Regions from separate parts of the Mus musculus genome. Here region 1 is linked to region 2. Evidence: chromatin contacts called from ENCODE Hi-C or POLR2A ChIA-PET data. All regions are on one chromosome and are shown on one strand. Each heading gives the region's core, a stretch centred on a gene start or an enhancer-like site at or near the end of the contact. The rest is flanking DNA. Distances are from core to core; before and after follow the strand shown.

Region 1 (5,601 bases), core at 1,162-3,661, 71 kb after region 2:
CTTCCCAGAGGAGGTGCTGCCCAAGGGAGGGTCACTAGCGAGAGCAGCACAAAGCCAGAGCCACAGCAGTTCCCCAGAGGGGAGCATCCAGTGGGAAATGGGGAGGAGGAAGCAGCATGGTCCAGTCAGTTGGGGAACTTGAACTTTATCTTGAAGAACAAGGTAAAGAGTTTCTGCGGGATCTAGCAATAGGTCAGGTTTATCAAGGTCAGGTTTACATTTCCCACAATTCACTGCGGGGTAGATATGTGATGCAGAGATTGATGGATGAGTAGTTGTGTCCCAGGGACAGAAATGGGCAGATAAGATAAACAGGACACCAGGTTATCCTGGTGCAGTGGGGGCAGGGGAGGGGCAAGGCTCACAGTAGATAACATTAACTATTGTGTTAAATGTTTAGTTCACAGTGTCTAACATCATTACATGTTAGTAGCTCAGTAGGGTGCCTTTGAGCCCCCTAGCACGAGGCGGCAGAGGGCAGCCTGGATTACATAGCCAGTTCCAGGATGGCCAGAGCTACATAGTGAGATCCTGTCTCAACACTTCCCCAGACACACACACAGACACACACAATCTGAGGGAGAAGGGGGCACTATTTATTTGAAGAGGGGGAGGGAACATTTTAGATATATGTCTGGAGAAGGTCCTCAAGCAGATTGCTTAGGAAAAGGATTGAAGGGCTTAATCTATTGGCAGATAGTAGGTCCAATTTGGAGCTTATGAGATTTCTGCACAGTAGGTCATCAGGCCCCCAAACCCACCAGCAAGCCTAGACCAAGTCTGGGAGAGCATGCACTAGCAGAATGGCTGGCGAAGGTTCTGGGCACCAGGGGGCGCACTCGAGCTGAGGGAAGCTGAGTCAGGCTGCTGGGGACACCCTTAGCTCTAAAGCAAGCCGGCTCTTGAAGTGTGGAGAATCTGAGGGATACCGAGTGTTTTCTGAGGGGAGGTTAGTGCCTCTCGTCAGGGAGACTCGGACGGACAGCCAAATCTTTCGTGCTGAGGCTCCATTCCACGTCCAAGCAGGTCCTCAGAGCAGCGCAGCTCCGCTGATGATACAGAAAGGACGGAGCTCTTTGGACCCCTAGTGATCTATCGCGCTCTCCAAAGTCAGACTTAGACTAACTAGGTGCTCGGGATTGCTCACAGCATGAAGAAGGGTGGACGAGAAAGTGTGCCAGCCACATGAAAGAGTCGTTTGGGAAAGTGGGAGGGCAGGGCATGCCAAGGTGACCGGCCTGAACACTGACCGGTCTCTGAAGGCACCGAGAAAAGAGGGCGCGGGATGGGGATGGCGACAACTGGAGGACCAGGGGCTCTTAGTCCAAAATCCTGACTACAGACCCTTAAGGGACACCGATTAAAGACCAGGCAGGAGGCACCTGATTCCAGGCAAGGACCCGGTGAGTCGGGAGATCTAGCAGGGATGCGGTAATTATGCCACGACCTGGGTCGGGGTGTTCTGATACCCGTAGACAGCGCCTGGATAGGACAACGGGGGCTAGGCAGCGAGGAGCCCGGACACAAAGCCCAAGGAGCAGGCCGGGAAACAGCACAAAAGGGCGGTAATGGCCTGCGGAGTTGGAGCATCCGGCCCTGGTTCTCTCCGGGCGAGAACGGTGGTCTATACTGCGGGCCGAACCGCACGGTGCTTGGAGCCCAGCTCGCTGTGGACCAAGACTCCCTGAAACGCTGACCCATGAACTTGACAAGGAAGAGGGCAACGAGAAGGGCGTGGGGCGATGCCCGCGGCGGTCACCGGGTCGAGGGGCACTCCAGTTTAACTGGGTAGAGCTGGGCCTGCCCGAGCCGCCCCCCAGCCCCCCCATTCCTCTTGTTTGTCTCCAAGTCCGGCCGGAACCGGCTTCTGCTCGCCGGGGGGCGGGTGGGTAGCTGCTGATTGGCCGACGCCTGTTTCCAGCCCCACTCAGCCAATCAACGGGCGGCAGTGTTTTTCATCTTAGGATAGGAATAAAAGGGCTGGAAATAAAGGGGACAGAAAAGGCGCCGGGCGGGCCCGATACACACTGGTAGGAGCCGGGTGAGCTGGACTCCCAGGATCCGGGTCTCAGACGAGGGTGCGAGAACCTGAAGCCGCTCGCAGGCAGGGGTTGGAGGGAAGGTGCATACTTGTCAGAGGGACGACACCGGGAGGGAGACGTAACGAAAAAGGCCAGGAGGACAGAGGGACGGGATCCGCTTCTATGGAAACGGGCTAATCGCCGGGGTAACAGCCCGACACGGGGGTCGCGCGGTTGGCTCGCGCCGCCGGTTTGAACCGGCTTCGCCTCTCCCATGCGGGGTTCGCGTGGCGGTAGCGCCTAGCGACCTAAACACTAACCAATGGCGCGGCAGTTCCTGTGCGGTCCCGCCAATGAAAGCGCCGTGGGCGGGCCGTTTCGGGGCTCCCTGTGCTGATTTTGTGGTTGAAGGAACAAGCACTAAGGAAGGGTCTCGAGTGCGGGCGGGCGGGAGCCTGTCAGGGTCCCTGGGAGTGGCAGCTCTCAGGTGAGCCTCTGCTCAGGTGACCTTACTACGAGCTGCCTCCCTTTCCGGCCCCCAAAGTGGCTGTTCAGTCTTGCTTGGGATCAGGACCCGCTCCACGTCCTTGAGCATAATTAGCCCTTTTCCAGCTGCCATGCCTCAGTTTACCTCCGAGTGAACTAAGGGAGAAGCCTTTCCTCTTGGCCAGCGGGGCTCCACTGTGGCCTAAGGTAGCGTTACCAGGTAGCTGCGGGTACGGGGTGGCCCAGGTCCCTGACAGGGCTAGGGTTCTTTTCTTTTGCGGCGGGCACCTATAGCCTGGGCTGCAAGGGACTGACAGGCTGTGCGCCAGCGGCTACACGGGTTGGGTAGAGCCACCGCTGAAGCTGAGGTCTGCGCGCAGGTGTCTGCAGAACCGGAGCCCGACCACCGCCACACCGCACCATGGCGCCCACCCTGGCCACTGCCCATCGGCGCCGCTGGTGGATGGCCTGCACCGCTGTGTTGGAAAACCTCCTTTTCTCCGCAGTCCTCCTGGGCTGGGGTTCGCTGCTCATCATGCTCAAGTCCGAGGGCTTTTACTCCTACCTGTGTACGAAGCCAGGTGAGATGGGCGCCTCGGTCGGGGGCAGGTTTCTGGAGTGGGTCTTTGGGAGAGGGCGGTTGGTGGTGAAGATGTAAGCCAGCTATGCCTGCTTGCTGCACAGCGCCTCTAAGTGCCAAAAAGCCCATTTGATCCTCATCCAGCTCTCTGGGTGCGTATCATTATCATCGTCCCTGTTTGTGGATGGAGAAACTGAGGCTGGGACAAGTCTTCCATTTGCCCAAGCTGTAGACTAATAGACTAATAGACTCCTGCGTGCAGTCAGGAACGTTGCTGGCCTTCTGGTCTTCCAGGGCCTGCAGCATTGCTTGCCTTGCAAAAAAAAAAAAAAAAAAAAAAACATGTGTAAGAAAGAGGAACTCTCATAGGCCGGGGTGCAGCAGGAGAGAGGAAGTGGCTTCGCCTCCACCCGAAGGAAGGTTCATCTAGACCTACATGTTTTTAAGTCAGGCCATTATGGAGTCCCCTTAAAGGCTTGCCAAGATAGAATTTCTTGTCTATTTTTGCTGCTTTATGATTCTCCAAAGGCCATTTCCTCTCCTGAACTGTGAGAACATCTCAGTGGCTTTCAAAACATCGTAGGGAGGAAGAGGAAGGGAGACAGTGGTAGAAGGATGCTTAGACTCTCCAGGACAGACTGCAGGCAGGCTGAGGCTGGCCCACACTACCCCCACCCTTCCTTCTGCCACTCCTGTCTTCATACCCTGGTTGCTGTAGGGTCATCAGTGGGGCCGAGTCAGCTGCCATCCTCTCCCCTTCTTAGGCATCCTTGGTAAGAACTGCTTCTTGCCTTTGTCTCTTGTCTCTGCCCCACCCCGTACCCAGGCTTGACTCTGTAGGTCACTGCTGGCATGTCTTTTTTATTTCTAGAGTCCTATTCATTTACTTTTTTACTTTAAATTTTTTCTTACATTTTTTTATTCATTTATGGGGGCCACAGAACTGGATGACTGACAGAGGACTGCTGTCGATGACAGAGGACTGCTGTCGATGACAGAGGACTGCTTTTGGTTGTTGACACTCTTTTTCCACTATGTGAATTTATGAGGTCAAACTCAGGTTGACAGACTTGGTGGCAAGAGGTTCCACGCCCTGAGTGTCATCTCTAAGAAGTGGGCTTGCTATTTATTTTATTTTATTTTCAAAATAGGGTTTCTCTGTGTAGCCCTGTCTGTCCTGGAACTCAACCCCTAGACCAAACTTGCTTCAAACTCAAGGATCTACCTGCCTCTGCCTCTTGAGTCCTGGGATCAAAGTGCACCATTATTGCTGGGCTCTCAAGAATTTTTTTTTCCCTGAGACAAGGTTTCTCTGTGTAGCCTTGGCTGTCCTGGAACTCACTCTGTAGACCAGGCTGGCCTCGAACTCAGAAATCTGCCTGTCTCTGCCTCCTAAATTCTAGGATCAAAGGTGTGCGCCACCACTGCCCGGCTCTAAAAATTTTTTTGTCTGTAAGGTTGTTTGGTCTTTTGTTCTTCACAAAGGATCTTGCTATGTAGCTGAGGCTAGCCTTTAATTTGTAATAATTCCATCTCATTCTCCTAAGTGGTGGGCTGACAAGCCTATACTGCCTCACCCAGCCTCTCATTCTTAGCAGGAAGGGAAAGCCTTGGACCTGCTCCCACTGCCTGGACCCGAGTCAGTTAGTCTTCACTTCCCTTCTCTGATCTGCCCAGAGGATCCTTAGTGTACAGAGCTTAGCAGGAGAGGAGAAAGGTGGGAGAAAGGGAGAGACCAAAGGCCACCTGGGAGAGGGCAGAAAGCCTATCATTTATAACCAACCTTTAGCCTTTAGCACTCAAAAATGTTTCCTAATAGCCTAAGGTTTCTTGGCAGGTCTTTCCCCACATCAGCAAGAAATCTTGAGAGACTGAGAGTCAGACCTTGTTCCCTGACCAAGCTTTCTCTTTTGCTTCTGGGATGTCAGGAGATTAAAGGCCCCTCTGAAAGGAACAGGTGGGAGTGTTGGCTCTCTTTTGTGCCTTTGTTACAGGATACACTGGGGATTTAAAAAAACAGAAAGAAAAAAAAAAAAAACATCAGCCTATGGCAAAGCTTTTACTACCTCATCCTGAGGTCAGATTTTATCTCTTCTCTTCTCTTCTCTTCTCTTCTCTTCTCTTCTCTTTTTTCTTTTTTTTTTTTTTCTCTTTTTCTTTTTTTCTGACTCATGGCACTGGTGACATCAGATTGTCCACTTTTATACAATCTCTCGGACGGCATGGGCGCCCTGGGGCTGGAAACTGTTTTCCTGGGGAGACGCTGTCTTCTTCCTTCCTTTGGGTGAGGGGAGTCCAGGGATTTCGCCAGCCGAGCGCTGAGTTGGTATTTAAGCCCTTGAGAGACTTGAAGGTCACTCCCACAAACCAGAGTGAAGGGGAAAGGGTCAGGATCATGGGTTGAACATCAACTTCTTATGCCGTGCCTTTGCTCCTGTGTCTGATTTGGGCTTTTCTGATTATCTGGCAAACGCGCTGACCTAGCATCCTTAGCTGGGGAGGCCTGCTGATTCT
Region 2 (5,342 bases), core at 1,105-3,604:
CAACCAGGGTGGATTTGGACTCCCCAGGGGATATTTGGGGACACTTCTGGTCGTCATAATTGGGATCATGTGCTACTGGCACCTAGGGTAGAGGCCAGGGTGGTACTGACCTTCCTACTATGAACAGGGCAGCCATGTACATAAATTCTCTCGATCAAAACATCAACAGTGCTAAGGTTGAGAAATCTCAGGCTGAAACCCTGTCATTTGGCCTTGAGGTGGGTGGGAGGAGGTTAGAGAGTGGAATAAAATCAGAAGGGCCACCACAGAGGCCTCGAGTGAGGAGGGAACAGGGCTCCTATGCTAGGGATAATGGAGAATAGGGCAGCTTGTTGAAACTTTTCTTTCTTCCAAGCTTGGCTAGAGCCCTGCTCAATTTCCCCCAACTCTGCCAAGTCAGTCCCGGGACTTCGCACTAAGTTTGTCCTGGAGTGACCCTGACTCCAGCTTGGAGCTGGGGCAACACATTTACCTGGGTCTTCCCAGGAGTGGGTTAAAAGTCAAAGATAAGTGGCATCTGAGAAGTTAAAAGTGGGGTGAGTGGGTAAAGGCAGGAGGACCCCATCAATCAGCTGACCTAGGAAGGAAGAGAGCAACTGAAGCAGCAAAGAGCTGGTCCAGGAGACTGGATTCTGACCCACTAGGCTTATCTTCCACAGCCTTTCTTGTTTAGGCTTGGGCTCAGTTTCCCTGCATCATCCGCAGGAGCCCCTGGAGCACCCACATTCAGCCGGCCGCCAGGACAGGCTCCCCAGCAGTGGCCTCCCCACTAACTGACAGTGGTGACAGGAAATATCTCCCATTCCAATCTCCTCAGAAGTCTGAATAAGTAAGGGACAGATGTTGGGGAGAGGCGTCACTCTTGGGTTGATGAAGAAAAGATCATGAGAAGCATACATTTTACCCGCTATGGTTGGGGTTCCATTACCACCCATGGCGGGGTTGAGGGGGAAGGGCAGAAAAAAGGAGATGGAGAAGGACAGACACGTAAGAAGGAGGATGTGGTTAGGGCTGATTCGTCCCCTGGGGTCGAACAATCAGCTGTTACTGGGGCGGAAGGCAGGAAGTCTCCTTAAAGACACAATATTCTGAACGTTGAACTCAGGATTTGAAGCAAGCCCAGCAGTCACCTTAGTGGAGCCCATACTTAATTTAACACAGAAGCGGCTATCTCAGGCTTCCCTCTCATTTCTTTGTCTCAGATGCTCTCACTTAGAAAGCTTAGATGCTCTTAGAAATGACTCAAAAGTCAAGAACCCCAGGCCACAAGTTTCTCTTTGGGGGTGGGGAGGGAGTGAAGAGGTGGTCCCAGTCTTGTCCCTTTAAATAAGCAATTCAGCAGCTTTTGCCAAGTCATTGGGTTCATTTCGGTTTTTGCCCATCCCCCGCCTTTCAGACTCTGATTGGCCCCTAGGGAAGGAGCCGCCTCTTCATTGGTCTCCACCTTTGAAATCACTTCCCTAAGTAGGCCTGAGTCAGAGAAGCGTTTCGGAGGGCGGGACTGAATGGGTGTTAATCTTAGAACCGGGTTTCTGGTTGATACTACTTTGGTAAAGATCTTCCCCTAATTTTTAAAAAGACGCTTCCTCTCTAAAAGTGAGGGCGAATCCTTTGTTAAGAACGTGCCCCTTGAGAAGCCGTGGGCTCTTCAGCGACTAAGACGAGACATTCACTAGAAAAGATTTCACTAAACCCACGAGGGATAGACTAGACCTCCAGTGAAGATTGGGCCTGTGCGGGTGACATTTGTCCCTATACCCCGAAGACCTCGAGCTAGCTCTCCAGTGAAGACTGGGGCCGTGCGAGTGACAGTGGTCCCTATACCCCGAAAAAAAAAAAGTCCTATTTGTGGAAAAAAAAAAAGACTTCGGGTGTTCTGCTGCATCGGTGGCTGGCTTCCATCTTTAGTTCTACTCACTCCTGTTGCTTCGCGTGCTCCACCTTCGCTTAGCTCAGGCCTCCTGTGAATCAGTTTTGAGGCTAAAAGAAGTTCCAAGAAGGAGGGGCTGTAGCCCTTTAAGGACTTCCCCGCGACCGAGTCAGAGATCAGTTTAAAAATGCCAACTCACAGAGCGCGCTGCATTCTGGGAAGCTGAGTGTCACCGTAAGAACTTCATTGACCGGAATGCACTGCAAAAATACACGCCTATACTTCCTTCTGCTCTTTAAACTGTAGTTTGACGTAAAGCTGGTCTAAGCAAGTCGCCTAGGCCGAGGGTTAGCCACACCTTTTCAGCCATTGGCCAGTTGGTTAGTTGGTAGGCGTGGCTTAGAGAAGCTCCTCCAGGCAAGGGGGTGGCCTCCTTGCCAATCAGAGCCCAGACGCCTGAATGGGCGGGAGTAAGCAGAGGTGCTGGCGCCCCCGAGTGGGTGTGGTCACGTTGCCCAGCAATGGGCGGTGATTGGCCCTGGGTGGTTCATTCGCAGCTCGTGCGTCACGACGCCGCCAGCTGATCGGAGACTGGAGCCGGTGTGTGCTGGGCGCTGGGAAGAGACAGAGCGGTCGGCCGTGCGGACAGGTCGCAGTGATTTTGCTCCTCTGTCCACAGCAACCCCCGCACCCAGCATCAGGTGGGTGTGATCTGGGGACCCGGTCATCCCGGGGGGAACCGCGGTAACCGGGTGATGGGGAAAGTAGGGTCCTGACGGCCACACCCTGCCCTTCTGGGGGAGGGGAGAGGGGGCGGCGGGGACAGGGGCGCTCTTGGGAGAGGAGCCTGGACTCTCCCGAGTAGTGTGTCTGGACGTTTAAAGAGAGAGTCCCGGACAGGAGTCGTGGCAGAAGGTTTGGAGAAGTAACTGGGGAGGAATATGAGAGGCCAGAGGGCCGGGGGCGTCTAACCCCGACGCCCTTTGGTTTGAGGATGCCCGAGCTGACCATTTAGCCTAGGGAGGATCTGGACGAGCGAGGGGTGCGGAGGTGCATTGCCTCTACCGGCGCTGACTGGGTCAGGGCCAGTTCAAGTCCCTGGCAGGGAAGGGGTCGCTGGGCGGTCCGGCCCCTCCTCTCGTTCCCTCCCGGGGATGTTATGTAAGGGGGGAGGGGAAAGGAGTAGGGGGCGGCGGTGCGGAGGCCTTATGCAACCCAAAGGTTAGGGTTTCACCGCGGGTTGGGCGGAGGTTGGGGGGGCGGACAGGAGGAGTGCCTGGAAACTCTACCCGCACCCCCCCTCCCAGCCTAACTGGCTGTCTTGGACAGAGAGAAGGTCACCTTTGCACCTCCCCCCTAGTATGTCCGGTAGAGAGGCCCCTAGCCCGGGCTTGGCCTGACTGCCTGGGAAGCCGGCTGGCTGGGTGGGGCGCCTGGGTTAGTCATCGCTGGGCTCCCTCTCTCCCCACCTCCTGGCCAACTCTTGGCCCCTCCCCACGGCCTCCGGTTAGGCTAACGTTCCCACCTCCCTCTGGCCCTAGTTTCAGTCTCCAACTCATTTGGCCTGTCACCCTGGCTGTTAGAGTAGGCTAGAAGCTGTCATGGTGCCAGAGAGTTGATGGAGCAGCTGGTCAGAGGGTCAGTGCCCTGGGCCCACCCCGCCCCGCAGCCAAGGGCACCTGCTTGGCACAAACTCTCAGCAGCCAGTGAACCCTGTGGCCTGAACAGAGCTATCCTGGGCAGAGAGAAGTGGACAGAGACTGATCACCTAGGAGAAGGAAGATCCGACAAAGTTTATACTTCCCAAGAGGCTTTTGGAATTTGAAAGTTGCCCACCCTAGTGTAATCTTTCCACTCTCTGAAAATAGAAATCCCAAGGCAAAGTCTCCTTGGCCCTTCTATCTGGCAGTGGCCATGTCCTTGGACTGACTGTGCAGAACCACCCTCTCGGGCTCCCAGCCCTCTAGCCTGCCACGCCCCCAGCCCCCTCCCTGAGCCATGCTGTAGGGCCCCGGCTTTTACTGCTGATTCATGCGTTGGAACTGTGGGGGCGGGGCTTGGAACTTGGAACAAAGTTCAGACGTGGAGGGGCCGGCAGACAGCCTGGAATTCATACCAGATGTACCCGGAATGTGCAAGCGGAATGCCTGGCATCTCTAGTCCTGAGGAAGCTGCCCAGCCACCCTACCCATACCTCCCTCCCCTCCTGCCTTTGGTCAGCTGTCCTCCCTCAGACTCCTGAGAGCCCCTGCTGACCTTCCAACTCTAGTGCCCCTCCCATTTCTAACCCTACACAAACCCTCCTTGCTGCTGAATTCCCTAAGAACAAGTCATTTGAGTTGATCACAGAGCTCATATTTCTGAAGTACATTTTTTTTTTTAACTTGGGACTTGGGTTCTACACCCTGCCCTTTGAATGCCGAAGATGCTGGGCTCCTTAGCAGGTTGCCAAGAGTTGCCAGCTCCTAGTCTGTAAAGGGGCACAAAGCAAGTGCATTTAGAAGCCTCTTGCTTCTTATTCAAGAACCCCTCATTAGAAGGTACTGAAAGTCAGCTAGAGCCAGGTTTGGATGGCCTCTGGGTCGCTGGCCCTGTCACCCAGCTTTCCTGTTTTTTTTTTTCCTCCCCTTCCTTTTAGGAACCTGTGCCTCCCACACCCTCACCTGGCTGAGCCGCAGTAGTTCTTCAGTGGCAAGCTTTATGTCCTGACCCAGCTAAAGCTGCCAGTTGAAGAACTGTTGCCCTCTGCCCCTGGCTTCGTGGAGGAAGAGGAGAAGCAGCAGCTTTGCCTATCATCCGGAAGGTGACAGAACTGGGGTGGGAAGGTCTGGACAGCTGGGGTGATGGCTTTATGGGAGGGAAACCCTGGTCCTCTGGGGAGCCCTTACCCCCACTGGCCCAGTGAAAGATTTAGGTTAAAGGCACTGTCTATAAATTGGGGAATAGGTGACTCCACCTCCCCAAGATTAGTTGATGTCTGTGTGGCAGTGGGAAGAAATAGAAGGAAAAGTCTGTCTGTTTACTGAGACTTCCTTGTAGGCCTGCCTTTCTTATCTTCATCATCACCATGCCAACACACACACACACACACACACACACACACACACATACACACACATACACACACACACACACACACACACTTTCCTTTCCATGAGGTCCAAAAGTAAATGTACTCAGGAAGGGGGACATTGAAACTCCGTTCTAAGTAGTCATTTGTGTATTTACTTTTTTTGTTTATTTGTTTGTTTGTCTTTCGAGACAGGGTTTCTCTGTATAGCCCTGGCTGTCCTGGAACTCACTTTGTAGACTAGGCTGGCCTCGAACTCAGAAATCTGCCTGCCTCTGCCTCCCAAGTGCTGGGATTAAAGGCGTGTGCCACCACCGCCCGGCTGTATTTACATTTCTTTATTTATTTTTAGTCTGGCCCAGATTTTGGGTTTAGGGGTACTTACCCTTACACCTGTGGATT

The links. Hi-C counts contacts between places; a loop is a spot of excess contacts on that map. ChIA-PET counts read pairs that join two places held with the same protein, here RNA polymerase II (POLR2A).
Region 1: a map of v-Abl transformed pro-B cells shows a loop between it and region 2 (2.3-fold over the local background). The contact joins the promoter of Slc43a2 here to the promoter of Mir22hg in region 2. A Hi-C loop is called at or near these places in 1 of 37 maps with a recorded cell type or tissue (v-Abl transformed pro-B cells). POLR2A ChIA-PET finds 5 or more read pairs at or near these places in 4 of 5 experiments (Patski and embryonic stem cell).

What each region holds. Positions count from the first base shown.
Region 1 is chr11:75,529,701-75,535,301 of GRCm38, forward strand. Slc43a2 (solute carrier family 43, member 2) reads left to right here and starts at 2,412. Exons shown (of 14, transcript NM_001199283.1): 1 at 2,412-2,714; 2 at 2,888-3,088. The coding sequence starts at 2,929.
Region 2 is chr11:75,459,185-75,464,526 of GRCm38, forward strand. It overlaps Mir22hg (Mir22 host gene (non-protein coding)), which reads left to right and starts at 2,355. Exons shown (of 3, transcript NR_030711.1): 1 at 2,355-2,571; 2 at 4,509-4,673. It overlaps Mir22 (microRNA 22), which reads left to right and starts at 4,532; the gene lies at 4,532-4,626.